Linked DNA regions of Homo sapiens: all the other regions are linked to region 1. Evidence: read pairs that join two places in POLR2A ChIA-PET (ENCODE). Cell type or tissue: A673. All regions are shown on one strand. Each heading gives the region's core, and the rest is flanking DNA. Links, peaks and the distances in the headings are about the cores only. Region 1 has its middle 38 kb from the start of MIR6817. Region 2 overlaps GRK3 (G protein-coupled receptor kinase 3). Region 3 holds the start of LOC124905095 (a long non-coding RNA gene).

The links. Peaks named below come from ENCODE experiments on the same cell type or tissue, not always from the same donor. Only the 100,000 strongest peaks of a DNase experiment are listed, where the experiment ranks them.
Region 2: POLR2A ChIA-PET joins it to region 1 with 5 read pairs; 4 of 35 experiments call an interaction of 5 or more read pairs at or near these places.
Region 3: POLR2A ChIA-PET joins it to region 1 with 5 read pairs; 2 of 35 experiments call an interaction of 5 or more read pairs at or near these places.

The regions. Positions count from the first base shown.
Region 1 is chr22:25,491,002-25,495,790 of GRCh38, forward strand. No RefSeq gene overlaps it. Among named protein-coding and RNA genes, the nearest start is that of MIR6817, 38 kb to the left of the region's middle. In A673, for the core only: no CTCF peak of the experiment used is centred there; DNase peaks (open chromatin) are centred at 1,900, 2,590 and 3,870; H3K27ac peaks cover 667 bases.
Region 2 is chr22:25,647,112-25,651,900 of GRCh38, forward strand. The region is part of intron 3 of GRK3 (G protein-coupled receptor kinase 3); the gene reads left to right. It also overlaps the pseudogene YES1P1. Among named protein-coding and RNA genes, the nearest start is that of GRK3-AS1, 84 kb to the left of the region's middle. In A673, for the core only: no CTCF peak of the experiment used is centred there; no DNase peak of the experiment used is centred there.
Region 3 is chr22:25,422,671-25,427,459 of GRCh38, forward strand. LOC124905095 (a long non-coding RNA gene) reads right to left here and starts at 4,688. Exons shown (of 2, transcript XR_007068037.1): 1 at 1-4,688. In A673, for the core only: no CTCF peak of the experiment used is centred there; no DNase peak of the experiment used is centred there.

The DNA of each region.
Region 1 (4,789 bases), core at 1,507-4,006:
CATGCATGTCAGTCATTCGAATGCCTCTACCTCCAAAGCATGCTGCCTCCTGGAACCACTCCATTCGACTTTCCCACCCACGATTCCTCAGGCTTCCTGCAAATTGTGGGGGCCTGCAGAAGTCACCCCAAGTTGCTCAATCCAAGAAATTTTCCTCTGAGCTGACAATAAACCCTTAGACTAAATTGACTCAGATTGCACACTCAGGAAGAGACTAGACACACCTCGGCAGAAAATTGGATTTGTGCAGCTTGAAAAAGATGCTCTTGTAATTCCTCTAAAGCCTGCGAGCCACCTAAAGGGCCCTAGACATGTATAGTAGCCCATCTCCAGACCTTTGTCTGTACTGTTCCCTCAGCCAAGAAGAATTTTGCCTAGCTTTTTACATGACTGATTCTTTCTTACCCTTGAGATCTCAGGTTAAATGTCACCCCCTCAAGAAATACAAACATGTCCACACAAAAGCCTGTACAGAAGTGTTCATAGCAGCATTATTCATAATAATCCCAAAGTGGAAACAACCTAGAGTCCATCAACTGATTGATGATTCCACAAAACATGCTATATACGTGCTATATCCTTGCAACACAGTATTATTTGGCCATCAAAAAGGATTGACATCCTTTTCTTTCTTTCTGTCTTTCTTTCTGTCTGTCTGTCTTTCTTTCTTTCTTTCTTTCTTTCTTTCTTTCTTTCTTTTTCTTTCTTTGTCTTTCTTTCTCTTTCTTTCTTTTCTTTTACTTTCTTTCTTTTCTTTCTTTCTTTCTTTCCTTTTCTTTTCTTTTCTTTTCTTTTCTTCTTTCTTTGTCTCTTTCTCTCTTTCTCTCTTTCTGAGACAGAGTCTTGCTCTGTTGCCCAGGCTGGAGTGCAGTGGCATGACCATGGCTCAATGTAGCCTTAACCTCCCAGGCTCAAGCAATCCTAGCTCAGCCTCCCAAGTAGCTGGGACCACAGGTGTGTGCCACCACACCCTGCTACTCTTTTTTTTTTTCAGAGAGGGGGTCTTGCTCTGCTGTCCAGGCTAGTCTTTAACTCTTGGGCTCAAACTCCCAACTCTGTCTCCCAAAGTCCTAGGATTGTAAGTGTGAGCCATCGTACCTGGCAGGACTGATGTTCTGATACATGCTACAATATGAATAAACCTTGAAAGTATTATGTTAAGTGAAAGAAGTCAGGCTCAGAAGGCCACATATGGTATGATTCCATTCATAATAAATGTCCAGAATAGGAAAATCCATAGAGACAGAGAGTAGATTAGTGGTTGTCAGGGCCTTTGGGGGAAGGAGAGAATGGGGAGTGACTGCTAATAGGTGTAAGCCTTTTTTGGGGGGTGATGAAATGTTCTAAAATTAGATTGTAGTGATGATTGCACAACCTTGCAAAAATATTAAAAACCACTGAATTTTGCACTTTAAAAGGGTAACTATTACAGCATATGAATTATAACTCAATAAATCTGTTTAACAAAATATCACTCCCTCAAAGAGACCTTCTGTGAGTCCTCTCTCTGAAGGTGGTGTTCTTTTAAAAAGTTTTTTTGAGACAGGGTCTTGCTCTGTCACCCAGGTTATAGTGCAGTGGTGCAATCTCAGCTCACTGCAGCCTCAACCTACTGGGCTCAAGCGATCCTCCTTCCTCAGGCCTGAGTAGCTGGGAGTACAGGTGCACACCACCATGCTTGGCTAATTTTTTAAATTTAATTTTATTTCTTTAGAGATAGAGTCTCACTGTGTTGCCCAGGCTAGTCTCAAACTCCTGTGTTCAAGTGAGTCAGGAGTCTCCTGCCTTGGTCTCCCAAAGCGCTGCGTGAACCACCATGCCTGGCCTCCTGATGTTCTTTAATTCAGCCCCTGCTTTATTCAGTTCCTCATCCTGTTGGCCACCAGCTGTGATAATTTGGTACATTTATGTGTATGTTGTGTGTGTGCCCATGCTCGTGTGTGGTCCTCATTTCTAGCAGCAAGCTACATAAGAGCAGGGGGCTACATCTGCCTCACCAGAACTGTTTCCCCAGCACTCAGTACAGGGATGGTTGTCAATTGAATATCCGTTGGTTGATTGAAGGAGTCCTGGCACACTGTAGCTGGAAGGGAACTGAGTGCTCATCCAGTCCTTCCTGTTTGCAGATGCAGAGGCCAACTGCTCAGAGGCGGAGGGGCCCACTCAAGGACTCAGCTTTCAATGGCTGTGTTCTTTAATTTTATTCTCCCTCAGTAGTTTTCCAAAGATTTGGGAGTCCAATAAACCATTGCCCAAGTGGAACAGACAGACTGTTCTGGACTTAGCAGTTAAGTGACAAAGATAAATGAGGTTGGGGGGGGTCCCCGTTGAGTTAATAGATGCACGCTCCCTTCTATAGCAATAGACGGTGTGTGGCCTTAATGTCTATAAATGCCACTCATGTAACCTTGAAGACACAGCCTCTGCCGAGCTAGTGGCAGATGCTGCCGCAGGGAATGGGGGTTCCAGCCAACTTGGTTCCTGCTGTGGGACCCGGCTGACAGGGCACAGTAGCCCGGCTATTTGCCTCATTGTGGCAAATTGCTCCTCAGTGAGCCAGCTGGCTCCTGGCCTGCAGAGCTGTGGGGTCTTTTGTGCCTTGAAGTAATTAATTATGCCATATGGCAAGGAAACACAACAAGATTTATAGCAGAGTCAGCGACAGATGGCCCCGAGAGAAAAACACAGATCTGTGGAGAGATACAGAGACGCCGGGCGTCCAAAGCCATGGGAGATGATGTTTGTCGGGGGAGTGGGGAGGGAAAGGACACTTGGCTGGGGTCCGAGGCTTTGACACTTCTTTGAGACTGTCCGTCAGAAAGCAGATCCTTCCTTTCTTCCTCCTTTGGAATTTTTAAATTTACCCCCCTCCCAGTGTAGGGGAAGAACTGGGCTCTGACTTACAGGGTGTCTGTGTGGGATGAGAGAGAAATGCCAATTGAGAGATAGAGAAAAGAGTGAGAAAATCCTGGAGAGGACTGAGTTGGTGTTCCAAGAGCCCACAGGCCCCCTGAGCTCTGAGAAGCTTCCAGCTTCAGTGTTCCGAGCTGCCTTCTGCATTTTGATCTGAGGAGTGATCCACCTCCACTGCCATCATCTCAGTGTCCCATCGACACCTCAAACGCAGCATATCCCAAACAGAAGTCATCCCTTCTCCCTACTCCTCATCCAGCTTCTACTGTGGTTTCTCCACCACTCCCCAGGCAAAGTCCTCCTTCTAGAATGCAAATCTAGCCATGTTACCCCTCGTTCCCCCACCACACTTAATACCCACTCCCCAGCCTCTCCCCAGGGTCTTCTATATCCTTACCCCTGAGGTCCATCTCCCAACATCCCTCCCTGGCTCCCACTTACGCCACATCTGCCATTTTCTTTTTTCCTTTTTTCTTTTTTTTTCGAGGTGGAGTTTCACTCTTGTTGCCCAGGCTGGAGTGCAATGGAGTGATCTCAGCTCACCTCACCTCAACCTCTGTCTCCATGGTTCAAGCGATTCTCCTGCCTCAGCCTCCCGAGTAGCTGGGATTACAGGCATGCATCACCACGCCTGGCTAATTGTTGTATTTTTAGTAGAGACAGGGTTTCTCCATGTTGGTCAGGTGGGTCTTGAATTCCCAATCTCAGGTGATCTGCCTGTCTCAGCCTCCCAAAGTGCTGGGATTACAGGCATGAGCCACCATGCCTGGCCACATCTGCAGTTTTCTATACTCAATATCCTATTTCACACTCTATGCCTTTATAAATGCTGTTCCCTCTACCTGGATTGCCTTTCTTCAGCTGGCTTGCCCAGAAAATCCTCAGTCATCCCAGCTCACAGATCTCTTCCTCTGTGTCCCTTCTCTGACATGTTTGAATAGAGTTAATCCTATGCTCCTTTCTGCTGCCACCAAAATTTGCATATTGCTTACTCATGACTCTCGGCACTTGGTTTTTACAGGTCTGATATCCACACTTGGTTTGTGGGCAAGAACTCTTCTATTACTTCCTTTTTTCTAAGTGTAATACAATGCATGGTGCACATAGTAGGCACCTTTGGGCTTCCCCTCCACCACCCAGTTTTGGGTCCTACATAATAAATGCGTGTATGCTAGAAAGATGAAAGAATAGCTGGGGTTTCAACTCTGAGGCCAGGATGGGAGTCAAAGGAAGAACATAATGGAATTTCTTCACTGACGTTTGCTGTAGATTGATTGCATGGATTGATCCCAATTCATGGCCTCCCTGTATCCACATTTTTTGCAGTGAGACTTTAAAGCACCTCCCATCAAGAAATGGAGTCTATTTCCCCACTCTGAATCTAAGCTTCTCTTGTGACTTTGACCAATAGAATGTGATGGAAGTGATGGCATGCAGGTCCCAGTCCTTACAACCTTTCTCTCACTCTCTTGGAACTCTGCCCAGCTGCCATGTGAACAAGCCCAAGCTACTCTGTTGGAGGATGAGAGACATGTGGGTCAGAGACCTGCTGTCCTAGCTGAATCCATTCCAGACCAGCCCAATCTAGCCAATCTGCAACCCAAGTTTAGCCAGTCAATTCCCAGATAAACAGAACCATCAAGCAGACCTAAGAACTTGTGAGCTGAGTAAATCCCTGTTGTTCCAAGCCATTGATTTTTTGGGGGTGGGGCGGGGGGTGGTTTGTTATGCAGCTATAACAAATACATGATCCAATATGAGCAGAAACCCATTATGCTGTTACTTAATAATTAACTGTGACCCTTGATTGGAAAGAAGTTCCGAATGGGGCAGTCGTTCTAGGGCCTTTAATTTTCCTACTGGTAAAATAAGGAGA
Region 2 (4,789 bases), core at 937-3,436, 160 kb after region 1:
TCCCAGCAAAAATTTCCTTCAAAAATGGAGGACGAGGAGGTGGAGGAAGGAGAGGGCCCCGGGCCTCACCTCCACCCACCGCCCCCTCCCACCACCCGGAGCTGCAGCAGCAGCGACTCATGAGAGCACAGCCAGAGGACAGATTTGATAATGGGCTGCATTAAAAGCAAAGAAAACAAAAGTCCAGCCATTAAATACCTGAAAATACTCCAGAGCCTGTCAGTACAAGGGTGAGCCATGGGAGCAGAACCCACTGCAGTGTCACCATGTCCATCATCTTCAGCAAAGGGAACAGCAGTTAATTTCAGCCGTCTTTCCATTCCATTATACCATTTGGAGGATCCTCAGGGGTAACACCTTTTGGAGGTGGGCATCTTCCTCATTCTCAGTGGTGCCAAGTTCATATCCTGCTGGCTTAACACGTGGTGTTACTATATTTGTGGCCTTATATGATTATGAAGCTAGAACTACAGAAGACCTTTCATTTAAGAAGGGTGAAAAATTTCAAATAATTAACAATACAGAAGGAGACTGGTGGGAAGCAAGATCAATCACTACAGGAAAGAATGGTTATATCCTGAGCAGTTATGTAGCGCCTGCAGATTCCATTCAGGCAGAAGAATGGTATTTTGGCAAAATGGGGAGAAAAGATGCTGAAAGATTACTTCTGAATCCTGGAAATTAATGAGGTATTTTCTTAGGAAGAGAGAGTGAAATGGCTGGGTGCAGTGGCTCATGCCTGTAATCCCAGCACTTTGGGAGGCCGAGTTGGGCGGATCACCTGAGGTCAGGAGTTCGAGACTAGCCTGGCCAACATGGTGAAACCCCATCTCTACTAAAAAAAAAAGTACAAAATTAGCTGGACGTGGTGGTGAGTGCCTGTAATCCCAGCTACTCAGGAGGCTGAGGCAGCAGAATCACTTGAACCTGGGAGGCGGAGGTTGCAGTGAGCTGAGATCGCGCCACTGCACTCCAGCCTCGGCGACAAGAGCAAAAACTCCGTCTAAAAAACAAATAAGCAAACAGAACAAAACAAAACAAAAACGAGAGAGCGAAACTACTAAAGGTGCTTATTCCCTCTCTATTCGTGATTGGGATGAGGTAAGGGGTGACAATGTGAAACACCACAAAATTAGGAAACTTGACAATGGTAGATACTATATCACAACCAGAGAACAACTTGATACTCTGCAGAAATTGGCAAAACACTACACAGAACATGCTGATGGTTTATGCCACAAGTTAACAACTGTGTGTCCAACTGTGAAACCTCAGATTCAAGGTCTAGCAAAAGATGCTTGGGAAATCCCTTGATAATCTTTGCGACTAGAGGTTAAACTAGGACAAGGATGTTTTGGCAAAGTGTGGATGGGAATATGGAATGGAACCACAAAAGTAGCAATCAAAACACTAAAACCAGGTACAATGATGCCAGAAGCTTTTCTTCAAGAAGCTCAGGTAATGAAAAAAATAAGACATGGTAAACTTGTTCCACTATATGCTGTTGTTTCTGAAGAGCCAATTTACATTGTCACTGAATTGATGTCAAAAGGAAGCTTATTCAATTTCCTTAAGGAAGGAGATGGAAAGTATTTGAAGCTTCCACAAATGGTTGATATGCCTGCTCAGATTGCTGATGGTATGGCATATATTAAAAGAATGAACTATATTCACCGAGATCTCTGGGCTGCTAATATTCTTGTAGGAGAAAATCTTCTGTGCAAAATAGCAGATTTTGGTTTAGCAAGGTTAATTGAAGACAATGAATACACATCAAGACAAGGTGCAGAATTTCCAATCAAATGGACAGCTCCTGAAGTTGCACTGTATGGTGGGTTTACAATAAAGTCTGGTGTCTGCTCATTTGGAATTCTACAGACAGAACTGGTAACAAAGGGCAGAGTGCCATATCCAGGTATGGTGAACCATGAAATACTGGAACAGGTGGAGCGAGGATACAGGATGCCTTGCCCTCAGGGCTGTCCAGAATCCCTCCATGAATTGATGAATCTGTGTTGGAAGAAGGACCCTGATGAAAGACCAACATTTGAATATGTTCAGTCCTTCTTGGGAGACTACTTCACTGCTACAGAGCCATAGTACCAGCCAGGAGAAAACTTCTAATTCAAGTAGCCTATTTTATATGCTCACATCTGCCAAAATGTGAAGAACCTGTATAGAATTTCTACAGGGATCAAAAGAAGAAAATCTTCTTTACTCTGCACATTTTTAATGGTAAACTGGAGTCCCAGATATGGTTCCACAAAACCACTTTTTTTTACCCCAAGTATTAAACTTTAAAGTACGATGATGAATTTTCCAACCGATTTCAGGGTCCAAAGAAAATAGAGCTAAGATACTGATGACAGTGTGAGTGATAGCATGGTAATGAAGGACAGTGAGGCTACTGCTTATAAATCATTTTCTTTCTTTTCTTCCCCAAAGTCAGAATTGCTCAAAGAAAATTATTTATTGTTATAGATAAAACTTGAGTGATAAAAAGCTATACCATAATAAAATCTAAAATTAAAGAATATCATGGGACCAAATAATTCCATTCCAGTTTTTTAAACTTTCTTATATTTATTATTCTCAAAAGTTTTTTCTGAGTTAAATAGTCAATAGGCAATCTTAATATATGCCTCCTTTTGCATGGACATGGGCCAGGTTTTTCAAAAGGAATATAAACAGGATCTCAAACTTGATTAAATGTTAGACCACAGACGTGGAATTTGAAAGTATAATGCAGTACGTTAACATTCATATTAATGGAACTGAAAAGTAGAATAAGAAATTTTTCACTTCAGTCCTTTTCTGAAGAGTTTGACTTAGAATAATGAAGGTAACTGGAAAGTGACTTAATCTTGTATGAGGTTGCATTGATTTTTTTTTTTTTTTGAGACAGAGTCTTACCCTGTTGCCCAGGCTAGAGTGCATTGGCGCCATCCTGGTTCACTGCAACCTCTGCCTCACTGGTTCAAGTGATTCTCCTGCCTCAGCCTCCTGAGTAGCTGGGATTACAGGTAGCACCCTGTAATCCCAGTGCCACCCTGTAATCCCAGTGCCCTGAGTAGCACCCGCCACCACACCTGGCTAATTTTTTATATCTTTAGTAGAGACGGGGTTTCACCATGTTGTCCAGTCTGGTTTCGAACTCCTGACCTCGTGATCCGCCTGCCTTGGCCTCCCAAAGGCATGAGCCATCATGCCCGGCAATTTTTTAAGGCAATATATAATTGAAACTGTACTATCCAATCCAAGGGGAAATCTTTTAATCTTTAGATAACATGCGGAGTAAGACCCAGCATTTAAAGAGCACTTTTAAAAAAATAGACTTGGTACTGTGAGATATTGCTAATATGTCCTTATGGTGATGGGTGCCACAAATAGAAAATAGAACCAGATCAGGGACTTGAATGCACTTTTGCTCATGTCGAAATAGATGAACAGAGAGAGTAAAATGTATTTCAAAGAAATACGAGAAAAGAAAATGTGAAAGTTTTACAAGAAGAGGGATGGAATGTAATGTTTAATGTTGATGTCATAGAGTGACAAAATGGCATTGTTGGCATTCATAGCTCCTCACTTAGCTATCTTCTGAGACTTTTAAGAGTTATAAGGTATAACTAACTATAAAACTAATTTTTCTTACACACTAAATGGGCATTATTTGTTCAAAATAGTGAAGTTTCGGCTTCACATTCATTCCAGTGGGATACGGCTTTTATGCAAAACATTTTTAGAACTCCAGTTTTCAAATCATGTTTGAATCTATATTCACTTTTAAAGTCTACTTAATGGTGGTCATTTTTTCCCCTTTAGAATATATTAAATAGTTGATTTGGGGAGGAAAACTTATTCTGAATATTAACAGTGGTGAAAAGGAATGTGGAAGTTAACCTTTACCAAAAGAGGAAGTTGGCAAAAACAGCCTTCTAGCACACTGTTTAAAATGAATAATGGCAGCCTAAACTTAACAGTTTTTACCCTGAAGTGCAAAAGTGAAACATACAAAATAAAACTATTTTTAAGAGTAACTAAAAAATTTCAAAATACAAATTTGAATAGCAGCATTAGTGGTATAAGTGTCTAGCAAAGGAAAAATTAAATCTAATAAATAAAATGAAGGTCTAGTGTGTATGTTATAAAATACTCTCTTACAGTCACACCTTAAATTAAACCTTATACTAGGTTCCTCTATTTTCAGGATATAATTCTTAACTATCATTATTTACCTGATTTAATCATTAGATTTGAAATTCTGTGCCATGGCATATACGTTCAAATTCAAACCATTTTAAAATGTGACAGATGGACTTCATGCAAGTTGGCAATGGTTCTCGTACTAAAAACTGTGGTTGTTTTTTCTGTTTACATAACCTGCTTAGTATTGACTCTCTACCAAGAGGGTCTTCCTAAGAAGAGTGACGTCATTATTTCCTCTTGTCAACAACTTGTGACATGAGATTCTTAAAGGGCTTTATGTGAACTATGATATTGTAATTTTTCTAAGTATATTCAAAAGGGTAACAAAATTATGTTATGTACTAAATCTGATCAGGAAAGTAAGCCAGGAAAAGTTGATGGTATTCATTAGGTTTTAACTGAATGGAGCAGTTCCTTATATAATAACAATTGTATAGTAGGGATAAAACACTAACTTAATGTGTATTCATTTTAAATTGTTCTGTATTTTTAAATTGCCAAGAAAAATAAACAACTTTGTACATTTGAAGAGTTTTTCCAACAGCTTTTCGTCTTCAGTGTCTTAATGTGGAAGTTAACCTTT
Region 3 (4,789 bases), core at 948-3,447, 69 kb before region 1:
GGCTTGCTTCTCCCTCCTTAGCCCATGCCTCTTGTTGGTTTTGCAGGATGTGCTACTCTTTGATAGACAATGCCAAGTAGTGAAAATAAGGAAAAAGTGCAAACCCTTCTGCAATGTCGTGAGTTTAACACCCCTATGCCAGAGTGTAGCATATCAGAAGCTAATTGAAAAAATCAATGCTGCTTAAAATTTCTGGCAAATGGGAAACTTACTTAGAGAACAAGAACTCCTATATCAAACCTAAATTTCACCAAAAAAACTGAATATTTCTATAAAGGTGGTAGAAAATTCCTTTTTCTCTTGCCTTTCCTAGTGTCCCTCCGCCACCCAAGGTCAGGGAGTCCTGAATATGTAGGGTTTCTAGATATAAAATTGATAAATCTCAACTCATGGGCAGTTTTTTTGGGGGGGGGTAGTATATAATATTACTAAAGTTAGGAACTTCTGTTCAGTTTTTATTTTTTTTCTTGGGGTTTCCTTTTTTAGTGTCCCTCTTAAGAACATACTTATGTGCTTAGGATGTTCACTTCCTTGTATGAATGCCTTTGTTTTTCAGTGGTATTCTTTGTTAATGCTTTAAGGCAGAGTAAGTGACAGCCAGCATATTTCTCGTGACATTTGAAAACTGAGAAATACCAACCAGAGAGTAATTTTAGGAAACAGCCCTTCAGTAATTGTTATTCTGTTGCTCTTTTTAAAATAGACTCTCCAATTGGGCCATTGGAACCTCCTCCTGAGATTCCAATTTGTTTCCTTTTTTCTTTTCTTTTTTTTTTTTTTTTTTTTGAGATGGAGTCTAGCTCTGTCGCCCAGGCTGGAGTGCAGTGGCACAATCTTGGCTGACTGCAACCTCTGCCTCCCAGGTTCATGTGATTCTCCTGCCTCAGCCTCCTGAGTAGCTGGGACCACAGGCGCCTGCCACCACACTTGGCTAATTTTTTTCGCATTTTTAGTAGAGATGGGCTTTCACCATGGTGGTCAGGCTGGTCTCGAACTCCTGACCTCATGATCCGCCCACCTTGGCCTCCCAAAGTGAAGGGATTACAGGCCTTAGCCACCGCACCCCGGCCTGTTTTCTACTTATCTTAGTGGCTTTGGCTTTAGTTTTATAATGTAGCCATTTACATAGTAACAGTCACTCCTTGTGCTGTGTTAGGATTCTGTTACATTGAGATTATCAGGTAAAACATCTTGCAAAATTCTCTCTACCACGGGATGGCAGTCAGTAGCCTACCTGTTTGATTTGGAGGTTGGGGGTTGGGGAATTTCTAGATCCTGTAAGAAAGTTAATTGCGTGTTAAAAGTCTCAGCCTAATGACTTAAATGGCTGGTATGACTTCACGCTGTTGGTAAAAGGGATTCGGGTCAAGTGTTTTTTGACAAGAGTTTCTATATCAGCTTCATTATAGAGGAAGCCATGTGACCGCCAGTTTTTGGTATTCTTGAAAGAGATGTTCAGATTTGTATTTTTAGTATCTGAATGAGAAGCATACATTTTAATTTGCCTTTGGTCTATCACTAGTGATTTTTTTATTTCCAGCTAATTATTTGAAGTCACTATTCTTGGTGCTTCCTTATTTTAGTTACTTTGCCTTTTCCACAATTTTAAAACAGAAGAGCATCAGAACGAAATATCTAGCTAATTTAAATGAAACAATGGGTCTGCAGTTTCCTGCCTATTACAGGAGAGTCTCAGAAAATGGAACATTCTGTCTAGGGGAGATTTTGCTTCCCTGAGATGGCAAGAGGCACACATTTTGTTATGTTGACACATTATTCAATTAACCAATGAGTGCAAATCCTGGAAAAGCTGACTATTTGTCCAAATGGTATAGCTGCTTTAGTTTACTGAAATGTTGTTGAGCTAATGTAGCTGATAATGGGGCCTACTGGGAGTAGTAAACTGTGACCCACAGACTCCCTTGCAGGCCCAGTTAAAACAGGAGCATTTAGATGTGCAGGCCAGTTGTTTTACATCATGTTGGAAAAGAAATACTTTTTTTTTTTTTTTGAGATGGAGTCTTGCTCTGTCACCCCGGCTGGAGTGCAGTGGCGTGACCTGGGCTCACTGCAAGCTCTGCCTCCCAGGTTGATGCCATTCTCCTGCCTCAGCCTCTCGAGTAGCTGGGACTACAGGCACCGCCACCATGCCTGGCTAATTTTTTTTTGTATTTTGTTTTTTTTTTTAGTAGAGACGGGGTTTCACTGTGTTAGCCAGGATGGTCTCCATCTCCTGACCTCATGATCCACCCACCTCGGCCTCCCAAAGTGCTGGGATTACAGGCATGAGCCACCGCGCCTGGCCAAGAAATACTTTTATTTAAGTAAGGTCTAATTCACAAGCAAAGTCCCACAAAGGGTCAACATCTTAAGCCCTCAAGTGATTCAGACGACTTTTACTGTAGGCGGTATTACTTTGTTACTCTTTTTAAAAACAGAATGAAATTCAGATGACTTGAAATCACACATAGTTGAAAGAGGTTGAGTAATGTGAACTTCATCTTTCCCCTGGAGTCTCATTTCTATTTACTGGACATTTCAAATGTTGGATCACCTATTGCAAAGCTTGTCCTTTCAAAGTATTCATAAATATGATAGGAAGGTCTGAAACAACATTTTAAAGATTCTTTATAATTTTCTAGGAACACTGACAGTCCTTAAAGGACATTTATGATACCATTTATGACATTAATTCAGTACATAGTTGCAGAGCCATTTCTATGAGCCAGGCATGGGGTACTATGACAAACCCAGCCACGGCCCCTTCCTTCATGGAGCTTATAGACTAGTGTGAAACATACAGAGTTGAGTCAAGAAGGATGTTTGCTTTAAAGTGTAATTGCTTGAAGATTTTATTTAACCACAAACAAATAGTGTATGGATAACTTTTATTATTCTATACGCATAGAATATAGAATAATAACAAAGAATGAATATAGAATATAGGATAATGCATAGAACACATGATGTTTAGTGTTTTACAATAATTTGTTAGTGAGTACCTTTGAAGAACTATCTAAACATAGTCTCCATAGTGATATGGTAGTTTGCATCTTTCTGTTTGTGTAGCCACCACAAGTGGCCTTGTTTTCTTCTTTAGTGGACATGGAATTTATTTAGTAATTTTCTAGCTTCAATCAGTAAGTGATTGGTGGATAACTTGAAATTTTCTGCTCCATTTAGGCTGTAGAGTTTTCTGTGTCTTCACTGTCCTGTGCTCATAGCCCAATTTTGAACTGAAAAGTCCATGTTGAAAGCACAAATAGCCTTTAGAAAGAAAGTATTCCTTATTATTGATAGGAGTAGTTCTATGTGTAAGAAACGGTAGTGTTCTTGCTTCTTTACATTATGGTACAAATTCAAAACGTAAATTGTAATTTGTGATTTATTTTGTGTTTATTACAGTAGATGGTCATTTAATTCATGTTTATTACAGTAGATGGTCATTTATTTAGAGTTTAAGAAAACTCCACTAAGATTTGTAGATTGCATGTTATAGTTTTATATACATTAACTCTTTTTAGTTTTTACAATTATGCTTGATAATAGGTAGAAATTTCAAAAAGAAAAAAATTACTCCAGATACATCCATGTGGAGACATTGAGAGGTATATTTTATCTGTTTGAGGACAGCTGGTTTTCTCCTTAGATACTAGTATCTTGACTGTGGGGCAAGGAGTGGCTTTCAGCCTTCCAGACTCAGAAACTAGATTTTATTATATCACTGTATTAAGCATCTGTCTCTTATTGTGAAACTCACATAATCAGCCAAGTCTGCCTGACTAAATTATTCTCTTTCTATAGGCCTCTGGTTCTTATTTTAAGATTAAAGACCCTTTTGAGAATCCTACTAAGTGAGAGCCTCCCCCTCCCAAAAGTGCGCTAACTCACTTACACAGATTTATCTGAAAAGCTACACTATAACTAGAATGTCCAGTTTGCTACATTGCATTAAACACTGGCTCCCACAGGAGCCTACGTGCCCAGCGTCTGTGTGGCTGGAGCTCTCTCTCTTGTGGGTCCCCCTTGTGGGAAGCAAAATGACCATCAGAAGGTGGTGTAGCGGGCACAGACCCACAGTCAGATGAGTCAGATGGTTACTTGGGACCAAGTCACCCCTCCTAGGAGAGGCTTACGCTGGATGTCCAGTACTTGCAATCCCCGACTACGGTGGCTTTGGGACAAGTCATCTTTCCTTATTTTCATGTTTCCCATTGTAATTGGTGGGCACACGTCCACTGGATTTGAGACTATAGTTCATGAAACCACTGCCAAAGCTGCCTAGACCAGAAACCTTTGGCATTTCTCGGCCCTTTGTGTTATGTATTGACTTAGTTTTTATTCTCAGAGAGCAAGCTTTTTTCTTTATTTAGAGATTCTGGAAATGGCTCTGAAATACTCATTGTCTTATTTTAGAAGAAGGAAATTCAGGTTCAGGGACAAGCTAATTGCTAATTGCACAAGCTGATGGCTTCTGCTTCCAGTAGGGGGAGGTAAAATAAACTATGTTACGTCCATGGTAGGGAACACTAAACATTTAAGATATGTTTTTGACAACTGTAATGGCATAACAAATATTTTAAAACATTTTAAACATTTGAAATATTTCTATTTTAATTTAAAGTTTACTGTTTTTGGTGTAGCTAATAAAACCTAGTATAATTTTTAAAATATCATTGACTCATGTAACTATCACAATTGAAATACAGAATATTTCCACCCCCCCCCCCCAAATTTCTCTAAGCACTCCTTTTTTAGAGACACAGTCTCACTCTGTCACCCAGGCTGG